Regions from separate parts of the Mus musculus genome. Here regions 1 and 3 are each linked to region 2. A link is a loop called in an ENCODE intact Hi-C map of the cell type or tissue named here. Cell type or tissue: left cerebral cortex. All regions are shown on one strand.

What was found. A loop is a pair of places that touch in the nucleus more often than their neighbours do. Peaks named below come from ENCODE experiments on the same cell type or tissue, not always from the same donor. Only the 100,000 strongest peaks of a DNase experiment are listed, where the experiment ranks them.
Region 1: a loop joins it to region 2, with 3.0 times the contacts of the local background. A loop is called at or near these places in 3 of 42 quality-filtered maps.
Region 3: a loop joins it to region 2, with 2.8 times the contacts of the local background. A loop is called at or near these places in 3 of 42 quality-filtered maps.

The regions. Positions count from the first base shown.
Region 1 is chr13:57,775,419-57,783,418 of GRCm38, forward strand. The region is part of intron 2 of Spock1 (sparc/osteonectin, cwcv and kazal-like domains proteoglycan 1); the gene reads right to left. Among named protein-coding and RNA genes, the nearest start is that of Spock1, 130 kb to the right of the region's middle. In left cerebral cortex, a CTCF peak has its summit at 3,994 (motif pointing right); DNase peaks (open chromatin) are centred at 3,951, 6,911 and 7,751.
Region 2 is chr13:57,277,126-57,285,125 of GRCm38, forward strand. It overlaps 1700072F12Rik (a long non-coding RNA gene), which reads left to right and starts at 5,238. Exons shown (of 2, transcript XR_873502.1): 1 at 5,238-5,282; 2 at 5,505-6,141. It also overlaps the pseudogene Gm48176. In left cerebral cortex, CTCF peaks have their summits at 253 (motif pointing left), 1,681 (motif pointing left) and 4,538 (motif pointing right); DNase peaks (open chromatin) are centred at 205, 4,560, 4,939 and 5,767.
Region 3 is chr13:57,762,032-57,770,031 of GRCm38, forward strand. All of the region lies in intron 2 of Spock1 (sparc/osteonectin, cwcv and kazal-like domains proteoglycan 1), which reads right to left. Among named protein-coding and RNA genes, the nearest start is that of Spock1, 140 kb to the right of the region's middle. In left cerebral cortex, CTCF peaks have their summits at 4,895 and 5,559 (motif pointing left); DNase peaks (open chromatin) are centred at 267, 4,888 and 6,495.

The DNA.
Region 1 (8,000 bases), 500 kb after region 2:
TAGGTGGCATGCTATTTCTCTTGACGGACCCTCACTCAACACCAGTTTAGCCGGTCAAGGCAAACACTACACAAAGTCCACTGATTAACTAAGGTGAAGTGCCAAGTGAGGTCAATTTATAATTTAAATCTCCACTGCATAATGCATACGATGTCATTATAAATTATTCACTCGCCAATTGCCATCTGGACATTTATGGAACTTGGTGGGAAATTTGAAAGGGAGTGGATGGATGTCTGCCCAGCGGCTCATCAGTGGCAGAGAGCATCACTCCTGTGGTCGCTGCCATCCTTTTCGCCATGCATCTCAGCAGATGGATTTCATGTACCTCCAACTGAAACTACTTTAGAGCTGTGTGGGGACCATCTTCGTACTGCCTGGCTCTGTCCAGGATCCCACCTCAGGCCAACCTCCACTTTTATGACAGCCATTGTCCACAGTAGCCACCAGAGTTCAGAATGGCTACTAAGACCACAAAGCCTCACCTACTGCTGGTCTAACCTGATAACTAACAGAGCCTCTCTCTACTGCATGCTCTCTATCTATCTCTCTATCGCCATCCTAACTCTGTCTTGTGTGAGTGTGTGTATGTGTGTGTATGTATATATGTATGTATGTATCAATTAAATCTATATCATCTATCTCTATATCTGTTTCTATATCTTTACCCAACTTTGTATCCCTTTCACTGACGTCCACACAAAGAACTGACTTCTACTTATCCGGTCCAGCACCCAGATGGAAGTTTCACTGAACAGAGGATAAATTCAGTGTGGAAACAAGGGTACTGCTCACTGACTGTGGCATCCAAAGAAAAGACATCCTAAGGTTGTTATACTCAGTCCATCCATTCAGTTGATCACAATCAATCATCTCTAATTATCAGCCAGGTACTGAGGACACAAAATATGTTGTCTTAACAAACTACTACCAAATGAATTAGCCCCGGTGCCTTCTTTGTTAAGGGCAGGGCATTTGGGGAAGAACACTGGAGCCATTGTGTGTCAAGGTCAATGGGGATGCAAGGAAATACACAATCATTGACAGTGACAGTTGTGGGGCTGGAGAGATGGCTCAGTGGTTAAGAGTACTCACTGCTCTTCTACAAAGGTCCCGAGTTCAACTCCCAGCACCCACATGGCAACCCACACCTGTCTGATGTTGTTGTCTGGTGTGCAGACATACATACATACAAAGTACCTGAATACATACATACATACATACATATATAAATAAATAAACCTTTAAAAAAAGCCAGTGACAGTTGTGTGTGTCAGGTTGACAGAGGCTCAGTTGTGTTTGTTTTGGTTAGGTTTTGTCAACTTGACACAGGCTAGGGTTATCTGGAAAGAGAGAATCTCAATTGAGAAAATGCCTCCATTTGATTGGCCTCTAGGCAAGACTGTGAAACACTTTTTTCTTGATTGATGATTGGTGTGGGAGAGCCCAGCCATGTGGACAGGGCCACCCCAAGGCAGGTGGTCCTGGGATGTATAATAAAGCAGGCTGAGCAAGCCACAAAACCAAAAATAGACAGCGCTCCTCCACGGTGCTGCTTCAGGTCCCGCCTCGACGTTCCTCTCTTGAACTCCTACTTTGACCTCCCTCAGGGATGGACTGTTAAGATTTGAGGTAAACCCAGCCCCTTCCTCTCCACGTTGCTTTTGACCATGACATTTGCCATAGCAATGGAAAGCAAAATAATACAACCACCTCTACTAGTAGGATAAGAGACTCAAAACGAGCTGCACAGAGAAATGGTGTTGGGATAGGCTGTGAGGCAAGAGTGAGAGAAGAAAGGGGGTAAAAGGAGAGTCACAATGTCCAGAGGCCCTGGGTCATGTAAAACATGCACACGGGACAATGCATCGATTTTTAGGGCATGCCACGGCTTAGCTATCATGACTGATCAAATATTTCCTTTGAGGAAGTCAGAGTGACTCCTCTTCACCGGAGACTAATGTAGGTCACACAATCTTTGTGAAGCTAGAAGAAAATGGAATTTTTCTTATTCTTTCATAATAGGATAATTGGAACCCTTACACTCTCCTCTCCTTTGCTCTGCTGATAATCCAACTTCCAATAGAACGTAGGATGATCATTACCCCAAGGTACCACTCCATCTGAACCTTACGGATCTTCCTGGGAGCCAGGAAATCATTGCTTGATTCACTTCATATTGAGGTCCAAATGTGAATTTTTAAGATGAACAGAACTATCACCTCTGATAGGGACACCGGAAGTCTGGTCTCCTTCCCAAAGATTGTGCCTGGCTCTGTAGACTCTGCCACAAACCAGAAAGTGACCCAGTTGGGCCCACAAGCTAGGGAAGAAAATCACATTATACAGCTGTACACTGTGTATCCATGAGAGAGATCACCTAGCAACAGTTGAGTGAGACCACTCACTTTCCCAAGGCCAAAAATCAGCTCTCTCTCTATCCTTCATACGTGCCACAGAAACAAAGAGGACATGCACTGACCCAGGACTGCAGTTTACTTAACTCTGGTCACTTTCATGCCACAAACATAGGCAGACAGACAGACAGAAAGGTAGACAATCTTCCTGATAATATCCTCCCAGAGAACATTACTGTTGCACCAACCGTGATCAAGAAATAAATCCCTCCGAGGGAAATTCAGCTGCTGCTTCCAAACGCGAACACTCTGGGTGGCTGTATGTTTAAGAAGTAGTCTCTGTTGGTTTTCTGACGAACTGTTTATCTCAGAGTTTGATATTCCTTGGCTAAACCTTTCCCAAGACTTCTGTTCAAACAGATTAAACACTAGAAACTTTGAAGGGTTTTTCTATGCCTCCTGGACAAACTTTCAAAACTTACAAGATCAAATAAAGACTCCTGGTACCCTGAACTCCAATTTAATAGCCGCGTTTTGGATAGTTTAGGGAGTATAAACTCATCACAAAGGCTTCAGGATGGAACAGAGGACAGATACTTAAGGCAACATCTCTGGGATGAAGGCTAAAAATTGTCTATCACAGCTAGCTCGCCTCAAAGGATGTCTAAATAAATCAGACCCACCAGGGAGCCCATGGTATAAGACCTACATCAATAGCAATCTTTTGAGCATCGTGCCCATACGGAATAAGAAGTCTCCCTCTAACTGGGGCAAAGGACCCTCTGAAGAATAAAACTTTGGGTCATTTTACAGCAATGCCCCTCTAGGGATTAGAATGGGGGTTGCATCGAGGTGATATCCTCATCTGATTATAAAACCCTCTTCTGACTGTTCATCATGGAGACCACAGCTGCCCCCAAGGTAATGAACAAGGCCCAAGCACAGTCTCAGAGGCAGCTCTGCCTCTGATGAAAGACCAGAGCGTGGAAAATCAATTAACAGAGTTAATATATGCAAAGCACTTTGAACCCTGAATCAAAATTAGCTATTATATCAATAAAAATAATAGCTCCCACTTATTGAGTGCCTACTACGTATCAGGCAGCAGGTTAAGGATGTGTGCTCTCTAATTTAATCCTAGCAGCAGGCCCTACAGGGCAGTGATAATTCCCACATTTTACAGACGAAGATCAGGACATGCAAACCCCGTTAGTTGCTGCCTCGCTTGCAGGCTTCTGCTAATGAAAAGCCAGTTTTGCTTTGCTTTTTTTTTTTTTTTTTTTAAATAAAGCACTGTAGTCCATACTAAGCAGCAAATTCAGTCTGGTGCTTTTATGTGCTTACCCAAATTAGATAAAGATAAAAATCCAAAAAGCAGTTCATACATGCATACATTTCCTGAAACATTTCCTGTGTTGTGTACACACACTACAACACTGGGCTTTCTATGTCACATGATTTTGTGACCATCTGTCCCCTGCTGAGAGGAGTCTGTGACTCACAGATTCATCCCACAGCAAGTTCACAGACACATGTACTCCTGAGTCCCCCGCAGGGTTGTTCCTAACCAAGTCTGTCTAATGGGCATCCAACAAACAAAGGGGACCTGCTTCCACTAGGGGGCGCCCTGTGAGCTAACTGGACCACAGAACTCCCAGAGTCTCACTCTGCTGTTAACTGTATCCTGCAAGACTCAATGTGTGATCACCCCCTGCCGGATGTCTGTCTCCCAGAACAATGCTTCTTGGGAGGACACCGAAAAGACTCCATGGGTGATGTGTGGGCTGCTCCACATTCCCCACCTCACAAGGCATGGGACACAACACATTCCATCTCCGCACAACAGTCTTCTGACCCCACCTGACTGGGAAATGATGGGAAAGCATTCAGGAGGCAGCCGGGAGCCCTGCCGTCTCGGCAGCACCCATGAACCTCCAGGACTAAATAATGTCTCAGCCACGCCTATCCTCAGATTCATCTTTATCTAGGGCGGGGGCTTTCTCCTTGGAGAAAACCGCTTCCTGTTTCAAAAATACACCCACCATTGCCCAGAGAGCCTGCTGGCTTTCATGTCTGCAGTGCCTGGCTTTACTCCGGAGGAGCTCCATGCTAGGAAGGCAGTGGTGATCACTGCACAGCAGTGTCTGCGGTTCTACCACTGACTGTAGACACAGATTCCCTCCTCGGGGTGTGCTGAAATGGGAGTGAAGTGTCCCCCACAGGCATGTGTTTCAATACTTTGTCTCCAGTAGGTGGCACTGTTTGGGGATGTTACAGAAACTCTAGGAGACGCAGCCTTGCTAGAGGATGTGTGTCACTGGGGTGTACTTTAAAGGTTTGTAACCTCCAACCACGTCCTATTCTCTTTCCCTCTGACTCCTGTGTGCAGACAAAAAGCAGCTCCCCAGCTTCCAGCTCCTGCTAGCTCGCCTTTCCTGCCATTATAGACTCACTCTGGAACAGTGAGCCAAACATGCTTTTCTTTCTTAAGTTGCCTCTGGTCATGGTATGTGATCACAGGAACAGAAAAACAATGAGCACTATGCTTTTATTCTATTTCATTCATTCAGGTATATGGCCCAGAAGGTGTTCAGCCATTCCAAACAGAGTTAGCCAATCAGGATTTCTCAAACTTCCTCCAAAGAGGGGACCTCACAGAGAAGCTGGCTGGCTCTGAAAATTGTTCTGTCTTGACCATTTCAAGAGCAGTGATGAGGCCCTGCCCACCTAGCTTCTTTTTTTTCCCTCACATTAAAGCAAGTATGCATGATCCTTGTTAAGGACTGAATGTCCCCGTCCTTCGACCTCATATCTTTATGGAAGAAACCTGACCCGCAGCATGACAGTATTTGGAGGGAAAGCCTTTGAAAGGTTACTGGTTTTAGATGAGGTTACATAGACCATGTTGTATGGTTACTAATCTTGCAAGAAAAGGAAGAAATGTCAGAGTCATTCAGCCCCTCTCTCTCCCCCCCCCACGCTCCCCCCCTTCGTGAGGAGCTGACCACCATCATTTGCAGGTTAGGGAGAGGGCCTCACGGAGGGCTGAATGTATAGTACCTTGACTTTCCCCTCCAAAACTGAAGAAAGAAACCTCTGCTGTTTAAGCTACCACATCTATGGTGCTTTGTTAAAGAAGTTTGAGCCAAGCAAGTGTGCAGCCTGTGTTGTTCTGGTCACCTGCCCTGCTAGTCTGTGTGTGAGCTCTGTGAAGGGACAGAGGACCTCAGCTCCCTACCTTATGCCTGGCACCCAGCACAGGGTTTAGGATGTAAGAAACACTAGAAATATGTATTGGATTGAAGGATATGGGGATGGGTGAGTGGGTGAATATGATCAGGCACAAAGATTAAGATTTTGAAGACCATTCAGCACTGGAGGGAAGGGTTACAGTATAATACATAAAAATGTGGGGAGTAAGATTACATTAAAATTTTGATTCCAATTATGTAAACATGTGTGCACACTTAGGATCTGGAAGGAATTGAGCTGGGGATGCCAATAGCGATTGTCTCGGGTGCTAAGATCTGGACTGACTGCTACAGTTCTCTTCCTTTTGATGTTCCAAAAATTGTATGTATTGCATATATAATCCAAAAATAAGGTTACACTCCTATAAAGGAAGTTAGTTAGGAAAAATATGCCTCCCCTTTTTTTAATCTTCAAAAGCGGGGCAGATTGAACCAGGAAAGTAGCCGGGACTATGAGGAACCCAGGGTCCCTGAACGCAGAGCTCCTATCTCCACATCTATGCTCTCTGTCACATCTACGCAAGCAGGAAGAAAACTCACAGGCGGATTGTTTTCCCTTCTTCTGGATGACATTACAGCAAATGTCACTTCCAGCTGTGGCTTTTCAGATGTGGAAGAGAGGCAGGTCCCATCCCAAAAGTCAGAGCTGAAACTTGGAGGTACCATCAGACTAGAAGCGAAGGGCTAAGAAGAAATCCCACCCAGTCCTTCAGGCCCTTGGGAATCCCAGGGGCGGTCACCAGGTGTTACAGCTGAAATGTCCCCCAGAGGTTTGTGTTAAGAACACTCAGTCCAGCTTCTGGTACTATTTTGAAGGTCGAGGTGCCTTTATGAGGTAAGACCTGGCTGGCAGAGAAGGGTCTTAAGGATATACCTGTTTCTGTGCCTTCTGTTCCTGGTCCAGCGGCCATGTGACATCCACCTCCTGCTACTTACTGAAGCACTCCCAACTCCAACGCCTCTTCCACAGTGGCCTGCAACGCCCTGAAACTGTGAGCCCAAATAAGCCTTCATCCCTCGAGGGACAAGAGTTACTCACATACCAGCTAATTGAAAAGTCCCTCCCAAGACTCAAAGCCCAGAAGGTCATGGCTTCTGGGCTGACTCTCCAGTGAAGCACAAGGGTGGAAGTGATAGGTAGTGACAGTAATTGTGATGTCTGCTGCACTTGCTATCTGCTCAGGGCTGAACACAGCAGGTGGCAACCTTTTGCTGTAAAAGGACAGGAAGTAAATATTCTTGGCTTTGCGAGCCATCTGCTCTCTGTCATAACTAAAATGTGCCATCAGAGTACAAATGCAGCCACTGACAAGGGGAAAAGATGAGCACGCGGTATTCAAAGACTACTAGACACACAAAGGCAGCCAGTGGGTCAGATCTGGCCCAGGGACCAGTTAGCCAGCCGCTGGCTTAGCACGAGCAGTGACTGGCATAATCTCTCATTCTGGCAGCCCTTGAGTCTGGCTGCAGAAAGTCAAGGAGACAGCCCCATGCCAAGGACCCTTCGTCTGAAAGTAGTAAGGTTTGATTCAAGTCCAGGTCTGTTTGACTCAAAGCAGCTCTGTGGGGGGGGGGTTCCCACAGGCCAAGAAACTCCCCCTCCCCATCAGATGGACACACATTGAGCATGTCCATGAACCACCATCAGGCTTGGGATAGACTGCAATGAACAGCAGCCAGATTTGCCCTCCAGCGGCCACGGTGCCCCAGAGGCATATGCCCCAAGCTGCATATTCCTCTCCATGAAAGCCCACAGCACAGGCATACACCATCCGCACTGACCTCTTTACAAAGGGATTGAAAGCTCTGCACAAAGATATTGCTAGGAAGTGAGCATATTCAGAGCCTCTGTAAATACTGATTTACACATTCCCAGTCCCGAGAACAGAAGCCAAGGGATAAACTGTGGCATGCAAAGCCCCTACTAGAAACAAGTTATTCTAAGTTCCAGTTTAGGGGCACCTGGGGTGAAATCCTGCCTCTGCCAGGCTCTGAGTAAATGACCAACCTTCTCCATGCCTCACACCCATGCCTGTATACCAAAGGTATTGTTTCCCCGGGGCTGGTAGAACGCAATGAGGGTGGAGCAGGGAATGGGGGCGGAGCAGGGAATGTATTTGTTAAGCTCACTGCCTTATATCTAAAGCAGCAGACAGCGTGGGCGCCAAGAAATGGGCAGAGAAGTAAGTAACTACAAGTAGAGGCGTTCTGAAATTACCCAAGACAGCAGAAAAATAGACTCGTATTACAATCGGCAATCGCTGGAAGTACAGCACAGCTGTCTCGCTGAGCCGAGGAGAGCCTGAAGATACATCTTTAGAAAGAGGAGGGTCTTATTCTGCTAGACGCAGGTATTGATGGCAGTGCAGAAGGCTGGGGAGGTGTGGGGATC
Region 2 (8,000 bases):
TATCCAGGCAGTGTGGGGCATGGGCTTCCTTTTGTGACATGGGCCTCGAATTAGATTAGTCATTGGTTGGCCACTCCCACAAGTTCTGTGACATCACTGCCCCAGCGCCTCTTGCAGGCAAGGCAGATGGTAGGTTTTGGCAGATTGAAAGGTTTTGTGACTGGGTTGGTGCCTTGCCTGCTAATCTGGTTTCTGAATGTTCTCCTCTAAGGACCTTGGCTAGGGTGAGAGAAACTGAAAACTGTGACCTCTAGTGGACACGGAAAGATATTTGAGTTTTCATTTCTTTATTGGGATGGTGGATGACTCCAAGAAAACAGCAGGGCAGGTAACAAACTCACAAAGATTGACAGCGGTGCACAAGACCGGCACCAGTTCAAACCAGACAAAAATCTCAGCACAGAGAATGAATGGAAATGAACCCAAAGTCCCACCCCCTCATCAAGAAGCCTTCTGCAGGTGATACAGTCTAAGGAAAATCCATTTTCTTCCATGGCGGGCATATCAACCACCCCAGGGCAGGCTCCATGCTCAGGAGCAGTTGGCTAACACAAAATAAACTCCACAGTTTTCTTGGTGTGTGTGTGGGGGGAGATGGCTTAATTTATTATATTACTGCAAACATAAAAACCGTGAAAGTAAATGTTTTGACTTGAAAAGCTACAATTAGGTAGAAATACCAAGCTACCAAATAGCATTTCTTTTAGGATTCTGATTATATTAAATAAATTTGTCAGACCATACCTGACAAAAAGAAATTCTCTTCTTCTGAGTAGTACTTAAGAGATTTTAATTTTTGCTTTTTATTGTTCTAATTTGCTGTGCTTCTGGAATAACAACACAATTAGGCATGTTTGATGACTCGGGCCTGGCGTTCTTTTAAGAGCTGGGGGCCCGGCAGTCCCTGTGATGCCTGATGTGGGGGCAGGAAGCTAATGTGCTGCTGGCTGCCTCTTCTGTGATTTGGGAACCTGGGGAGGTGGAGGAACTGCTTCCTGTCGTTTGGCCACCCTAGTCCTCTAATCAAGGAAACCTCTTGGGGCTAGGGACTGATTGGTGGCTGATACGCATATACAGTGACAACTTTTCCAAGGAAAATAATGACCCCCACTTTTTTTTTTCCAGACCAGATTCCCACAGGAAGGCTCCCACAAGCTGGGTGTTTGGGTGTCTTGTAACTGAACTGGGTGGCAGAGGAAGGGAATGTTCAAGTCACTCCCCTGTGATCATGTCAAGTAATGACAGGATATTTCCTCTGTATTTTAAATTTTATCTTCTGTATATGAGCATTTTGGCTATGTATATCTGTGCACCACCTGTGTGCCTACGGGGCCAGAGGCAGGCATTGAATTCCTTTCGGAATTTTCAGATGGTTATAAGATGCCATGTGGATGCTGGGGCTCAGATCCGGGTCCTCTGTGAGAGCACCTGGTAACCTTCACCCTTGAGCCATCTTTCCAGCCCTGACCACTGGCTGTTTCTAATTTGGGGACTGCTAATGTTGCAGCTCACATGAAGTTTGTTCTTTGGTTTTAGAGGCATCCCCAAATGGAGTAGAGTTGTGCTTCCCTGTGCTGCTGTCAGTGGGCTGTGAAGTTTGAAGATAAGCATGGCTTACCTAGGTGCTCACTGAATGGAACCTGATGCTACCGCCATCTAGCGGTCAACTTAACCTTTTGTGTGTGGGGATCATGGCATCAGAAAGCTTTGCAAAAATCTTTTAAAGAATAACCTTTGGGGGGAACTATACAGTTGATTGAAAGACATAAATCTTCACCTAGCATAAATGCACTCAAGAGTGACTATTGTTCTTTTGGAAAGTTGCTAACTGTGTGTGTATGTATGGTGGTGTCCGTGGTATGTGTGCACATGTGCATGCAAGAGTGCAGGGTCATGTTTGCGTGTGCCTGTATGGAGGTGAGAGGTCACTGTGGCACGTCTTCCTCGATCACTCATCAGGGTCTCTCAGTGATTCTGGAGCTCCAAGGCCAGCGAGTGCCAGGGCCTAGCTGTCTCTCTGGGATTGTAGATGAGAGCCACTGTGCTCGGCTTTGACATGTGTCCTGGGGATTTAAACTTAGGTCCCCTTGCTTGTTTGCCTACTAAGCCATCTCCTCCGCTGAAAATTGCCTGTAGTTTTAGATTTCTGTATTACAAAAACCTGACAAGTACGTGAGTTGTTTTGTAGAGTGGGAGCTGGGTTTCATCAGGCTGTGCTGTGTACTTATTTTAAAGGTTACGTGTAGGGGATTAGTACACACAACCTTATTTGTCAGTTAAAGATAAAAAGAGAACACTACCTCTTACTAAGTGTATATCTTGTTTGAAACTGGCTTGTTCATTTTCCAACCTTATTAGATGGGGAGTAACTGACTGAGTTCCTGTCTGGTGGCTGGTACAGTCGGATTAGAACAGGCTAACACCAGACTTCTTTTCCATTTTCCACCGACCTCTCTTCCACTTCAGCAGCCTTGTGAGTGGGACTGGCTGACCCCACTGTTGAGGCTGGGAGCATTGTAGAGTATTTCATGAATTTGTTTTGCTCGAGAGTTATGGAATGCCTGTAGTGTGTCCCAGATGTCGCTGTCAGAGTGGGTGGTTCTTAAGTGTTCATTGGTGACTCTTTGGTGTTTCTGACCTTTCCCATGGCAGTTTGTGGGGAATGAAGTCACACACAGACATTTCTGGTGTCAGCATCCTCATTTAATCATGACAGCTGCTGGCCAGTGCTTTGAGAGCTGAGCAGTGTTTGCTAGCCTCTGAGTGCTTGCCAAGGTACCTAGGACACAACCAATAATCACTAAGTGATAATAACCTGGCTCCCAGTGTGTGTTGGTGACAATCCTTATTCTCATTTTGGGCGTACATAATCAACCATTTTCTGGAGTAAGCATCCCCAAATAAAATAATACACACATTGAAAAGTTTAAAAAAAAAAAGACTTCTAAAAGATTTTAAAGTGACTTCAAACACCTTAATCTCTATCAGAAGTTTACTGAGGTAGCTTAGTCACCTCCTTGCCATCGAACATTATTTGCTTTTTTAAAATATTTTATCTAAGGTTGCAAAGATTTTTCTCCTTGTTTCCACAGGTCTCTAGTAAATTTGGCACATATGGCCTTTTCTTTCTTTCTTCCTTTCTTTCTTTCTTTCTTTCTTTCTTTCTTTCTTTCTTTCTTCCTTCCTTCCTTCCTTCCTTCCTTCCTTCCTTCCTTCCTTTCTTTCTTTCTTTCTTTCTTTCTGTTGTTGTTTGTTTTTTGTTTTTTGTTTTTGTTTTTTATTTTCGAGACAGGGTTTCTCTGGACAGCCTTGGCTGTCCTGGAACTCACTTTGTAGATCAGGCTGGCCTCGAACTCAGAAATCTGCCTGCCTCTGCCTCCCGAGTGCTGGGATTAAAGGCGTGGACCACCACACCCGGCTGACCTTTTCTTTTAACATCCTACATGTTTTGACCTAATTGGAACCCTCTAGAAACTTTGTCTTTAAGTAGCACCATTATAGATGCAACAACTTAATTTAGGTGTTTTCTCTATGTTGGGATGGTCAACTGGGATCACTTACAGCTTCCATTCTTGCTACTGAGTGCCTTTGCATTGTAGGTATGGTGTATGCATGTGTGTATACATGTGCACACTCTCGGGCATGCACAAGGAAGCCAGCAGAGGACATTGGCATCCCTTCAGTCACTTTTCACTTTGTTCTTTTGAGACAGGATTTCTCGCCAAAGAACCTATAGTCTGAGGTTTGACTCTGTGTGCTGGCCAGCAAACTCCCGTCATCCTCCTAAGTGTTTTCCCAGTGCTGGGGTACCAGGCACATGAAGCCATGCCTCGTTTTTATTTAGGAAAGATTTGAACTCAGGTCCTTGTGTTTGTTCTGCAAGCCCTCTTAGTCACTGAGTCATCCACTTAGCCTGAGAATCTTTTATATACACACCACTTACACACTTTGGTTCTCTACCTCTTAGGATAGATTCTGAAAGGATGAATGTTAGGTCAAAGGTCTGTAACCTTGTTTACAATTCTTGATATTTTCTAGCAATCCTCTCTGTACAATGTATGCCACATACACTCCCATAAGAGAATTTTAGCATTTACATGAGGAAACTCGAGCCTCTGCCAACAGCACATGTTCCAGCTGTGTTGTTACATCCAGTGCTTATAAAGGCCTCCTGGGTGAGCACAGGCATGTGATGTTTTTGGGGTCGTGTGCGTGCACATGCGCGCGCATGTGTGTGTGTGTGAGTGTATGTGCCTGTGTGTTCGTGTGTGTATGTTGTGTTGACACAACCTAATTTTAGATACCAAGTTTAGCCTTTGCATTTCTTTTGCTTAATACTTCACCTGTCTCCTTTACGTTGTCCAACCAAAAGTAGCTTCCTTCTTGATCCCCCATTTCAACAGCAACCATTGCTCCCAAGCGATTCATTTATTTCAATCTCCATATAGAGAAAACTAACATTAACAACCATTTCATTTAGTCAAAAACTAACAACAAAAAAAGCTCTCAATGAAGCTATATCTCCAAGTTGCCAGCAGGGGGCACTGTGGGCCTTACTCTACTTCAGAAACAATCAGGCACAGTCAGGTTTTGAGATGGTTCCTCTTAGGGGCAGGGGCTGTCCGCTGAAGGAATATTAAACTAGTAGCCCATGTACAGAGCGCTTTTCCAATGAGACTCATTGGGTTTCTTTCTGCATGATTTATCCACACAAGTGAACAATTGTGTTTTAAAATGAATGTGGGGCCATGATTTAAAAAGACATTGAATTGTTTTAGGTGGGTATGTTAACGTCACACTCACTCCCATGGATATAAGGCCAAATTCACATTTTCCTTTCAGAGTTTAATAGAGCCAGGAGTCGATAAAGGTCACGAAGAAGCTCTGCACGTTTGTACACTTTGTTCTGTGGGAACTGTTGATGTATGGTCACATTAGCTCAGGCAGAAGGCTTGCTTATGCTCTCTAAAGTTGCCCCTCCCTGCCTGGTCCACGGCCATAGCTTCCTTAATGATGTTCTCTGCACCACTTCAATTCCCATGCTCACCTCAGCCTCTACTGCTACTGCATCCGGGATGAATGAATGGGACTAAACCCATCTCATCCCTTTCCCGAGACGCACTCGTGGCTCCGTGTGGGAGAACAAAGGCCTTCCTTGTGTTTTGGTCCAATGCTGACCTCACAGTCGAGCCTCTCCTGGTGCTACCTGACAGGCGCCACGCCCTGCTTCCTGACACCCGCGCTGCTGCTATGGCCCAGGAGCGCTCATCTTCTGCTGCCGTGTGAGTGGCCCCTCCAAAATCTGTGCGCTGGACAAGTCTCAGGCATGAACTTTAAGAGCTGGGGCCTGGTGGGAGGTATTCAGTTCACACAGGCCGGCCCTGCCCTTGTGCGTAGATTGATACTGTTATACAAAGGGACTGGGAGAGAAAAATCCCTCCGTCCCCAGTCTTCTGTGTGATACAGTGTTACATCCCCCCCTCCCCCCGCCCGGGGGTTTGCAGCAGAAGATGCTGTGTGGAACCAGGGAGTGAGTCTACTGACACCAAGAACTTCCCAGCTTCTCAAGCTGCCACGGCAGCGCAGACTGGACAAGGTGCCCTCCCTGCAAGGTGGACTCTGAGCTCTCTGCGCTCTGCTGCTCTATTCTGCTCTCCAGGCCCCACGGAGCTCTCTGCTATACCCGTTCTTCACCGTTTCTCCGAGCTAACTTTCCCACCCTCGGAGCTAGCATGGTCTTAGTCATTCTTCAAAAGCCAATTAACAGGTCGCTTCTCACTCACACCCTCCCTAAATCTCCATGTGTGATCTACCAGAATTCTTCAAAGAAGCAGAGCCCGGAAGGAACCACAGACGCCAGCCAGTCTAAAGCTAAAGGCTTGAAAATCCGGAGACGGGTAGTGTGGAAAACAGAAGAACACAAGGCCCAGGCTATAGTTAGACAACATGGCACTGATATGGATAGGTGGGACAAATCAGCTAAATTGTGACTAGCAGTGGACAATTTGGGGCCAAGAGTCAGCACAAGTTAGCTGATACCTAATGTCTGGGGAAGCCCAAAGTACAGAGTGATTTCAAATGCTATCTAATTTTTTTTCAGACACATTCGTGTCATTCTGTATAAACATGGCCTTGAGGGCAGAGTGGGTGTGTGGCTCTAGGTCAGTGTGCCCACCTCTGTGCATCCTGTGTGCCCATCTCTCTCTCTCTCTCTCTCTCTCTCTCTCTCTCTCTTTGTCTCTCTCTCTCTCTGTGTGTGTGTGTGTGTGTGTGTGTGTGTGTGTGTGTGCTTGATTGTGTATAAGATTATGCTTGAGTGCCTGCCTAGCAGTCTTTGACAGAAGTAAATAACACACATCTGCCCACAGCTCCTCAGAATCTCTTCACCCTCTTAGCTTCCTGGGACTGTCCTCCCTGCCACCCTCCTCCCTATGATGATCCTCCCTGCCACCTTCCTCCCTGTGATGGTACTCCCTGCCACCCTCCTCCCTGTGACAGTCCTTCCTGCCTCTCTTTTCCCTATGATAATTCTCCCTGTCACCCTCCTCCCTATGATGGTCCTCCCTGCCACCCTCCTCCCTGTGATCATCCTCCACCCTCCTCTTTTTCTGGCATGGGAGTGTGGACTCACAGAGTACACTGGTGTGAGACTTTGTGTCCAGAGTCTTAGAAATCTTGTTTCTTTTTAAAAATCAATTAACATGTTGAATTGTACACATTAATGAGATTTGGTGTGATATTTACATGTGTGTAACTAGTATGCAGTGATCAAATTCAACCTTCCATTTCATACCTTTCTTCCCCCTCTGCCTTTCCTATTCTGTTAACAGTTGACATTTTTTCTTTGACCCCGGGAAGCGAAAGAGAACAGGAACCTTTCAGCCTTTCTGTGCTGGCTGAGCTACCTATTCCATGTAACATGATATGTTCTACTCCTGGCCATGGCGCTGGGGATGACTGAATTTCATTCTTTTTGACTCTGTATTTTACCTCCTCATGTGCTGGTGGCCACCCAGGCTGATTCAGCTATTACAGAGTATGGCGATAACTGTGAGTGTGTGGCTATCTCGTCGGTATGTGATTTTATAGCCTTTAAGTGTGTATCTATGAGTGGTGTAGCTGAAGCACAAACCTATTGTGATCTGTGCTAATCTATTATGGAGATCTATTACTAGTGTTTGGAAGAACTCCTATGCCACTCCCTGGAACAGCCATCCTAATTCCTATTCCCATTACTGGCCACGACATTTCCCTTTCTACACATCCTTCTTAGAATGTATCGATTTGTTATTTTTTGTAATTGCCATTTGACTTGGGGCGATGGCTAACACTAATAGATGGTTAATGCCCCTGAATCTTTTCTGTGCATTCATGGGCGGTTTGAGTTTCTTCTTTTGAGGTACATCTATTCCTGTCATCTCATTTTAAAATTAGATTACTAAGCTCTTTTCTTGCTAAACCCTGCAAATTCTCAATATTCTAGATTTTTTAACACTCTGCCAGGTTAAGAGCAGCCTAATAGCTTCCCATGCCGTGGTGGACTGTCTCGTTAGGCCATTGATCGCTGTCTTTTCAGTCCACGGCTCTTTTAGTTCCTCGTATCTGTCAGGTTTCACTTTCAGTTTTTTCCTCGAGTCCTTTTGAGGTTCTCCCTAGAGACCACAGCCTAGAGCATCTTTTATAAACGTCACACCCGTGTCTTCTTTAAATCGTTTTGGAATTTCCTGTCTGATGGTTGGGTTTTGATCCTGCTTGAGTTGACTTCATGTGGAGTGGAGAAGAGTCAAGGGCCTGTGGTCTTCACATGCATCCGGTTCGCTCGGCACCATTTCCTGAAGGCGTTGTTTTCTTCGATGTGTGTTTTTGTTTCTTTGCCGGGAAATGTCTGTGGATGTGTGGGTTTCTGCAGTCTCCGTTCTTTCTCACCTGCTCCTGTCTCTCTTTTGGTGCCTATGCCCTGTTGCTTCAATGGCTGCAACTTTGCAGTATATTCTGCAGTG
Region 3 (8,000 bases), 480 kb after region 2:
GTTATACCCCTTACCAAATAAAGAAGTTGGGCAGGCATCAGGCCTTCACTGCAGTTTCACAGGTAAGGAGACTAAAGTACAGATGGGCCGTGACACTGTGGATCCCTGGGCTGATAACAGGAGATTCAGATCTAATGAGGACCCTCCCCACCCCTCACTCATGTGCAGTATTACAAGCCAAGACTTCAGACACTTCGTAATTCTTCCCAGTTAGCATACAACACTATACTCGGGAGCTCTTAACAGTCTCTGCCCACATTTTCTGCACCACCCAGGCTATGGTCTCCTTCTGAGGGGTACAATGTCAAGCCATGTCCTATGCATATGCAAGGCATGTCTCAGAAACAAGATGAGTGTGCTTGCTCATGGTGCCTGGCAGACAGGCAGAGGTAGAACTGTGTGTTGAGGCCTCTGACTCAGTAAAACCTATTCTCAGGGCCTTTCCTTATCCTAAGTATGAAGAGCATCCAGCAAGGGAGCAGGTGCTCCCCAAACAAAGGGAACCGGAACACTGACTGCTGGGAGAGATGCTAGGGGGTCAGGAGAGTGGATCATGTCCCTAGCTTGGAAACAATTGTAGCCAACAAAGGAGAAAACGGAAACGTCTGGCTTTTGAAGTTGTACCTGCTAACAAAGAGGATGTGTGAACTAAGGATTATACAGAACAATCACGAACAGAACAAACCTCCTCTTGCCCTCTTGTTCCATTGATTTTTACTGATGCCAGACAGGGTGACAGACAGAAAACTATATCCTGAACATGCCAGACACAACCCAGGCCCTCCTGGTGAGAGTGGAGACTCCACCTCCCTATGTCCACTGCCAGAACCTACTGAGTTTGTAAAAATTCCCTGCTTGCCATGTCACAATAACAGCCAATCTCAGGAGAAAAAAAAATCATTGTATGGGCCAACAATTCCACAAATGTTCCACAAAAAGAAAACCAAACACTTACCAGCTAAACTAGCAGGGAGTTGATGGTTGTAAAACTGGTGCCTCACTTGGACTGTTCACCAGAGGACCTCTGGGATTCTTTGCACCGTGAGCCATTCTAAGTGACTGGCCCACAGGAGGTCATACAGAGCTGTCCCTACAACAGTGCATATCACCAGACTTAAACGTCAGACACTGTGAGGGGCAGGACTCCGCAGGGAGTGCTCTGCACAAACACTTCAGTTTGAGATAATAGCAGAGGTAAGCCTGCTACAGACATGGAAGTCCAGTGTCTCCTCACCACTCCTAACTGAAGAATGTCCTCTTCCCAGCGTGATAATGAATAGTTTTGTAACAAGCATTTCTTTACATGGGAAAAAATAAAATGAAGACTCTAAGAGGCATTTTATACCTACATCACTAAAATATATATATCTTGTCCTGGGCACTTCTTTCAGCTCACCCTGTGGAATTGATCACCATGAATAATTCAAAATACAAATAAAAAATTCATTTGTTAGCCCAGCCAATCTCTATCCTGTCCAATGAAAGAGGTAGTAACTGTAACCCCAGGGACATTGCTTGACTTCCCTCTTACCCAGTCAGGACCAGATAAGGTGGATTTCCAATCGATATCGACAGGCGGGCGGAAACACTGATGGTGGAGAATGAAAGGCAGGAGCTTCTGGAAGGGAATGGAGTCTTTGCAGAGTACTTATAGTGAAGGAATGTGGTTAGGGCTCCAGGCTCCAATGGGAGAGGGACTGGATTGGAAAATGGCTGTGGCTAAGGAAGGAGGCAGGGGTGAGGTGGGGAGACAGAGCACTTTCCAGAACTGTCCTGCTCCGTCAGCTCCAGGCTCCAAGTTCTGTGCCCTTTGCTTCACTTTGTTCCTGCCTGACCCTCTCAGGAATTTAGTGTAGAGATAGATGGTAGATCGATAGGTAGGTAGATAGGTAGATGGGTAGATAGGTAGGTGGGTGGGTAGGTACATAGAGATAGATAGATAGACAGACAACAGATGGACAGGGTAAGTAGGTGGGTGGGTGGGTGGGTGCGTGCGTGGATGGATGGATGGATGGATGGATGGATGGATGGATGGATAGATGGACAGACAGACAGATAGATATGTAGGTGAATAGGTAGGTAGATAGGTAGAGATGATAGATGGATGGATGGATGGATGGATGGATGGATGGATGGATAGATGATAGATGGACAGATAGACAGGGTAGGTAGGTGGATGGATGGATGCATGGATGCATGAATAGACAGACAGGGTAGGTAAGTGGATGGATGGACGGACGGACAGACAGACAGACAGATGTAGCCTTCTCAGCTTTGAGTAGGCCTTCCCCTACCTTGAGCAGGCCAAGCAGACCTTGAACATTCATCATGACAAGTCTTATCAACCTGGATCAAGACATCTGTCTTGGCTGCAGTTACAGGTTCCCCTGAGAACTTTGATGTTTTGGCTACCTGAATGACCTTGCCGCTACAACATACTCCAGCTGAAGAAGGGGGTGGGTTTTGTGGGTTTTATTTTTCTTATATAGGCAAAGCTTATTATTCAACTTTGAGCCTTGATCAGAACCTTTGTCTTGGCTTCATCCTTCTCTCACCCCCTTGCCTTATTTCCAGCCCCCTTTCAGGTAAACCCAGTTCACCCTTGGATGCTGGACAGCCACAAATAGATAGATGACAGATAGGTAGGTGAGAAGATAGAGGTGAGGAGTCCCCTCCCTGCAAAATTGAATTTCAAGAAATGAGCTGAACTAATACACTAATAATGACTAATACTAGATACACCTGAGGACTGGTGGTGGTGGCTTTGTGCAGGTGCAAGAATATCCCAATGGCTGCCCAACTCTGTGGGCACCACAGGGAGTTTTAGGGGCACTGGTTGGTAAGGGGAGAGGACTGGCTTTACACTGACTAGTGTCCATGACTCGGTGCCTGCAGGTCTTTGGAAGGGAAATTGAACAGCTCAAAAGTATAAAGCATTTCCTCCGTCTGTCTGCTCTGTACCCTGTTGCCCAAGTCTCACACAGAGCAGTAGAAAACTCATCCAATGGCTACTGCCAGTGCATTGGAGAGACTAAAAGTCAACACGCCTATTCAGCAGTGGAGGAGATGAAGCCCCGTAAAGGCAGGGCTTTCTCTGGGTTATTTCCAGCTCACGGCCATTCTGCTGTCTCTAACATAGCTCATTGTAATCACTGGACATGCCAGGCACTTAGCCCACCCATAAACTCCCACACCAGTCAGGAGCATTGAGAACAGGACTTTTTGGTGTCAGCCCTAGTCCCCCACTTTACAAAGCAAGAGTCATTCCCTGGGGGCAAAGAGGTGGCCTCACAGCTAGAAGCACACATCACCTTTAGTGAAAGAGTTAATGCAAGCACAGGACGTCCCTTGTCTTCACTCAACATATTCCAAGGCCCCCAGGGGACAGCAGAAATTATGGACTGTCTATATTGTTTCCTTCTTTGTGTATATATCTATAACAAACTTCATTGTTCAGTTTATATACAGTGCAGTAGATTACATTAAAGCAGGACAGTGATGTACTGTAATGAAAGTTACGTGGATGTGGGCTGTCTGCCTTTGCTTTCCTGTCTCCTTCTATACCTCTCTGAGAATATTGTACTGTACTATACCCACCATTCACTATTACACATGGTCACGTAGGATAATATACTTAATGAGCACACAGTGGCTTAAGCAAGCTGTCTATATGACCAACAGGCAGGTAGTGTATGCAGCGTGGAAATACCAAAGAGATGACTTCCATCCCAAGAACAACGGCGAGCTAAGTCATCACACTCCCCGGAAAGCACACAGATAAAATCCATGAATGATGTTTAAATGTTTTCCTTTACTGTCTGCCAGCCATGGGTAACCAAAGCTAGCTGAAACCGAGGGAAGCCAAGCAGTGGGTAGGGCAGGGATAACTGCAGTCACATGGGAGAGCTGGACCTTGTATCACAAAGGAGAGTTCAGTTCTGCCTTCTATAACAGGTTCAGCAATGTTCACCCAAACAGGCTGGAAGCCACAGGATTTCCCAGAGACTTTTCTTCCCCTCAGCAAATCTCATCTCGGCCTTTTTGGGATCTGAACTTGCTGTGTGGAAGCTTATTTCACGCAATTAACAGCCCTTCCCCCAAGCTACAAACGTGTATGGGGTTTGCTTACTTCAGAGTCTCTGAGAGAAAAGATGTCACACATCCCCTCATTGCCACATTTTCAGAGGCTCCTGCAGTCTACACCTGTCTTGTCTACACGAGGAAGGTCCACAGTGGCCCTAGTGGGGATGCCCAACCCAAGCACGGAGCTGTGAACGCCAATCCAGCCATTACTGCTTCAACTAGACATTTGAAAAAAAATCAAAACCTGAACGTTTTTGTCTACTTCCAAGTCAGAAGTCTCTCCACCACGGCAACAGCTATCCTGCTGTGAAGACGGTTGTCACATCTTAGCTCACAGTGACCCAATGTCACACACTGTCACAGAAGCGGGCCGGAGGCTCACAATGTGCACTAGCTAGCACAGCATCTCTAACAAGGGTGGTTTTGCCTCCCAGGGGTGATGGCAATGTCTGGAGATATTCTGATCATCACAAGCAAGGAGAAAGAAGGGTTGTCAACATCTAGTGTGGGGGTCAGGTGCCCCTGCACGGCTGTCCACACAAGGACGGTCCAGAATATCCACAGTGCCCAGGCTGTGGGTCTGCTCAGAAGAGTGGTTTCAAATAACACTAGCTGGCATAAAAGTTTAAATACACATATTATAAATCTACCCAAAGAGGTCTGTTTCAGTTGTTCAGGTGTGTGATGCTGCCTTGAAATAAACACACAGACACACACACACAGACACACACACCCCTTTCCCTCAAGTCACTTCAAAGTGTATGTTTGCTATTTCCTCAAGCACTGACTTGCAATTCCGAAAGCTGCCACTAGGCAGCAGTGCTGCTGGCTTGGGTAACAAAAGTTTTCTAAAACGTTCTCAAAGTCTGGAAGAACTAGGTATGCTTTCTTTTCCCACAAAGACAAATTAAATGAATGCAGGGTTTGTTTCAGTACAGAACCTGAAGAAACACTGTATCTACCAGTATTTGACAGACATGGCAGTCAAATCGCTGGGGGTTACCAGTTCACAAAAGCCCCCTCTGCTTGCCGCATGCCTTCAGAGCTGAAAATGGAAGCCACACAGTCACACAGCCTCAGCTCAACAAAGGAAGTGACCATCCAGGGACTCAGCTGGTTTCTAAGGATCACAACCTAGTCAAGCTGTGCCCACTCCCAGGCCCCTCCATTAAAGGCAGAGCTTGCATCTTCCTTTGTATACTGTCCCTGATGCTTTGTCTTTGTACCTATAATCCACACAGAGGGATACATAGCCTGCATTCTACAGCCTAGTACAACCAGCTGGTCTTATCTCAAGGTTTGCCTGGAGTTTGGCCTCTAAAGCACAGGCCCTGTGTCCAGGCAGATGGCTCAGCAGTTAAGAGCGTTGACTACTCTTCTAGAAGACCAGAGTTCGATTCCCAGCACCCAAGTGACAGCTTACAGCTGTCTGTAACTCCAGTCTCAGGGTACCTGGCACCCTCTTCTGGCTTCTACAAGTACTGCATGTATGTATTACACAGATATACATACAGGCAAAACATCCATATAAAATAATAATAACAAAAAAAATAGAATCTCAAAATAAATTTAAATACAGGCCCAGAGTCTGGCAAGTCCCGATAATAATGCTCCTAGAACAGGTGGCACACCCCCCCCACACACACACACCCCTAGCCAAGAGGCTCTTAAATTCTGTCCCTGTTTCCAACTATCCTAGAATGTAGACCCTGAAAGAATCAACTTGACCTCATTCCAGACCCTAATCCAAATCTGGGGCAAGGGGAGCAGAACTCAGAAATATTGAGCCAATTCCTAGTTAAGGCTGCTATACAGGACAGCTGAGAAGCCGGGCTCCCATACAGTACCTTAATCTGTTTGCCTCTTTGCCGGGTAGGAGCCTGACCTCAGACTCAGGCTGTGGAAAGGCTGTGGGGCAGACCAACCTCAGTGGCGCTGATGTTGCAGGCGCCCTCCTAGGCTGTATTCCTCACTAAGAGCTTCCGCCTGCCCAGCCTGTCTGGCTTTCAGGGTCTATATGATATAGACTTCAAGGTAACAGGTTCAAATGCTCACCCACGCCACACACACCCCTGCTTTCCTGTCTGCCGGCTCTCAGCAACTTCAGGAGCACCGAGCCTTCCCTTCCACTTACGCTAAATTCCTTTTGGCTTTCTCTGCTAAAGCATCCTGGAGTGGTTGGAAAGAATGAGCCCTGGAGTCTAAGAGTATGGCAACCCTGTGGTCCTCTCCCAGACCAGGGAGCCATGATCCCCAAAGCCATCAGAAGCTTGTTCACCTCTTCTGCTAGAGCCCCACCTGGTCTGGAGTGGCACGCCCCAATCGAGAGTACGTATTTTTCCAGAGCTGCGCCATCTGATTCAGGCCCTGTTTCTAGCTCCAAGTCCCCAGTCAAAGGCAGGAAGCCATTGGGGAGAAGAAAGGGATGCAGATAATCAACCCTTGATTAACACTGAGGAAGGGATGCACACAGCCTTTTCTCAGCCATCCAGTTTGGAAGGAATGCAAATGAGATGCTGGGTAGGAAAAGTCTGCCTGAACAGCGAAGCTACGACAACGCACAAACAGAAATTATCACTCAAATGAAGGGAACTAAATCAGGAAACATAGCTTTTCCAGCAAATTCTCCCAGACCCACTTTCTTTCTTTTTTTTTTTTTTTTTACTTTTTTAAAAATAATGATAATTTTTATTCTTATAAAATCCCTTCGTGTTCAGTATCAATTCCAGGTAAATGATACATTGGATGCAGTCCATAAACAGGATAGAAAGTAAATGGTGACATTAAAAGAGTATTTACTGCAAAATACCACTGGAAAAAGTTCCCATCCCAAACACAAATCTATCTATCTATCTATCTATCTATCTATATATATATATATATTTCTTTTTTTATTACATATTTTCTTCAATTACATTTCCAATGCTATCCCAAAAGTCCCCCCTCCCCCCCCCACTCCCCTACCCACCCATTCCCATTTTTTTGGCCCTGGCATTCCCCTGTACTGGGGCATATAACGTTTGCCTGACCAATGGGCCTCTCTTTCCAGTGATGGCCGACTAGGTCATCTTTTCAGACCCATTTTCTTAAGTTAAAGAAAAAGGTCAACATCTCCTGAAAAGGGGTCACAGCTCAAAAGGAAGATCCCAGCTAATGCTGTGTGCCCGCTGGGTGCTCCGCTCTGAACACAACCACAGATCTGTCCCAAAGAAGCCAATGGCAGGTTCAGAGGTGAACTGAGAAATACTCACAGCCCCTAGGGACCATCTCTGGGAAGGACTCACTGCTGGGCATCTGTCATGCGCCCATCTAGTGCACTCACCCTTTCATCCTCTATTTACAGATTCTCTCAGCTTCTCCTGTGAAACAGGTCTCTCGTGCATCTGCTGACCTTCCTAAGGTGGGTCCCAGACCCGGCACTCTCCCCTGCACTAACCCTCCTCGAATATTAGCCTAGCATATTGTTTACAGTCCAATCATATTCTCAAACCAAATCCTTTGTGAAGCCCTCAGCGTTCCTGAGACTTCTGGGCAAAGTCCAGGCTTCCAATCTGAAGTCCTGAAACCTCACTCAGATGACCATGTTTCTGCCTAGTACTTGAGCTCTGGTCACGGTCTAAAGTTCCTCTACTAGAGCAGTCACCTCTAAGTTTAAGCATACATTCCCGCCTGGACCTAACACTGGGACTGAACTCACGGCCTCCCAGTCTTTGCCGTCTTCATGTTTGGTCTCAGCTGAACCAGCCCCATCCTGACAATGTCTTCTCTGAGACATTGAGACTCATGTCTATACAACCTGCTCTCTTCCCTCCAGGTGCAGCACATGAGCATCCCCACTCAATCACACTGTGATCACCCACTGATGAAGTGTCTTCCTGGCTCAGAGTGAGAGTCACATGACCAGCCTGTTAACCATC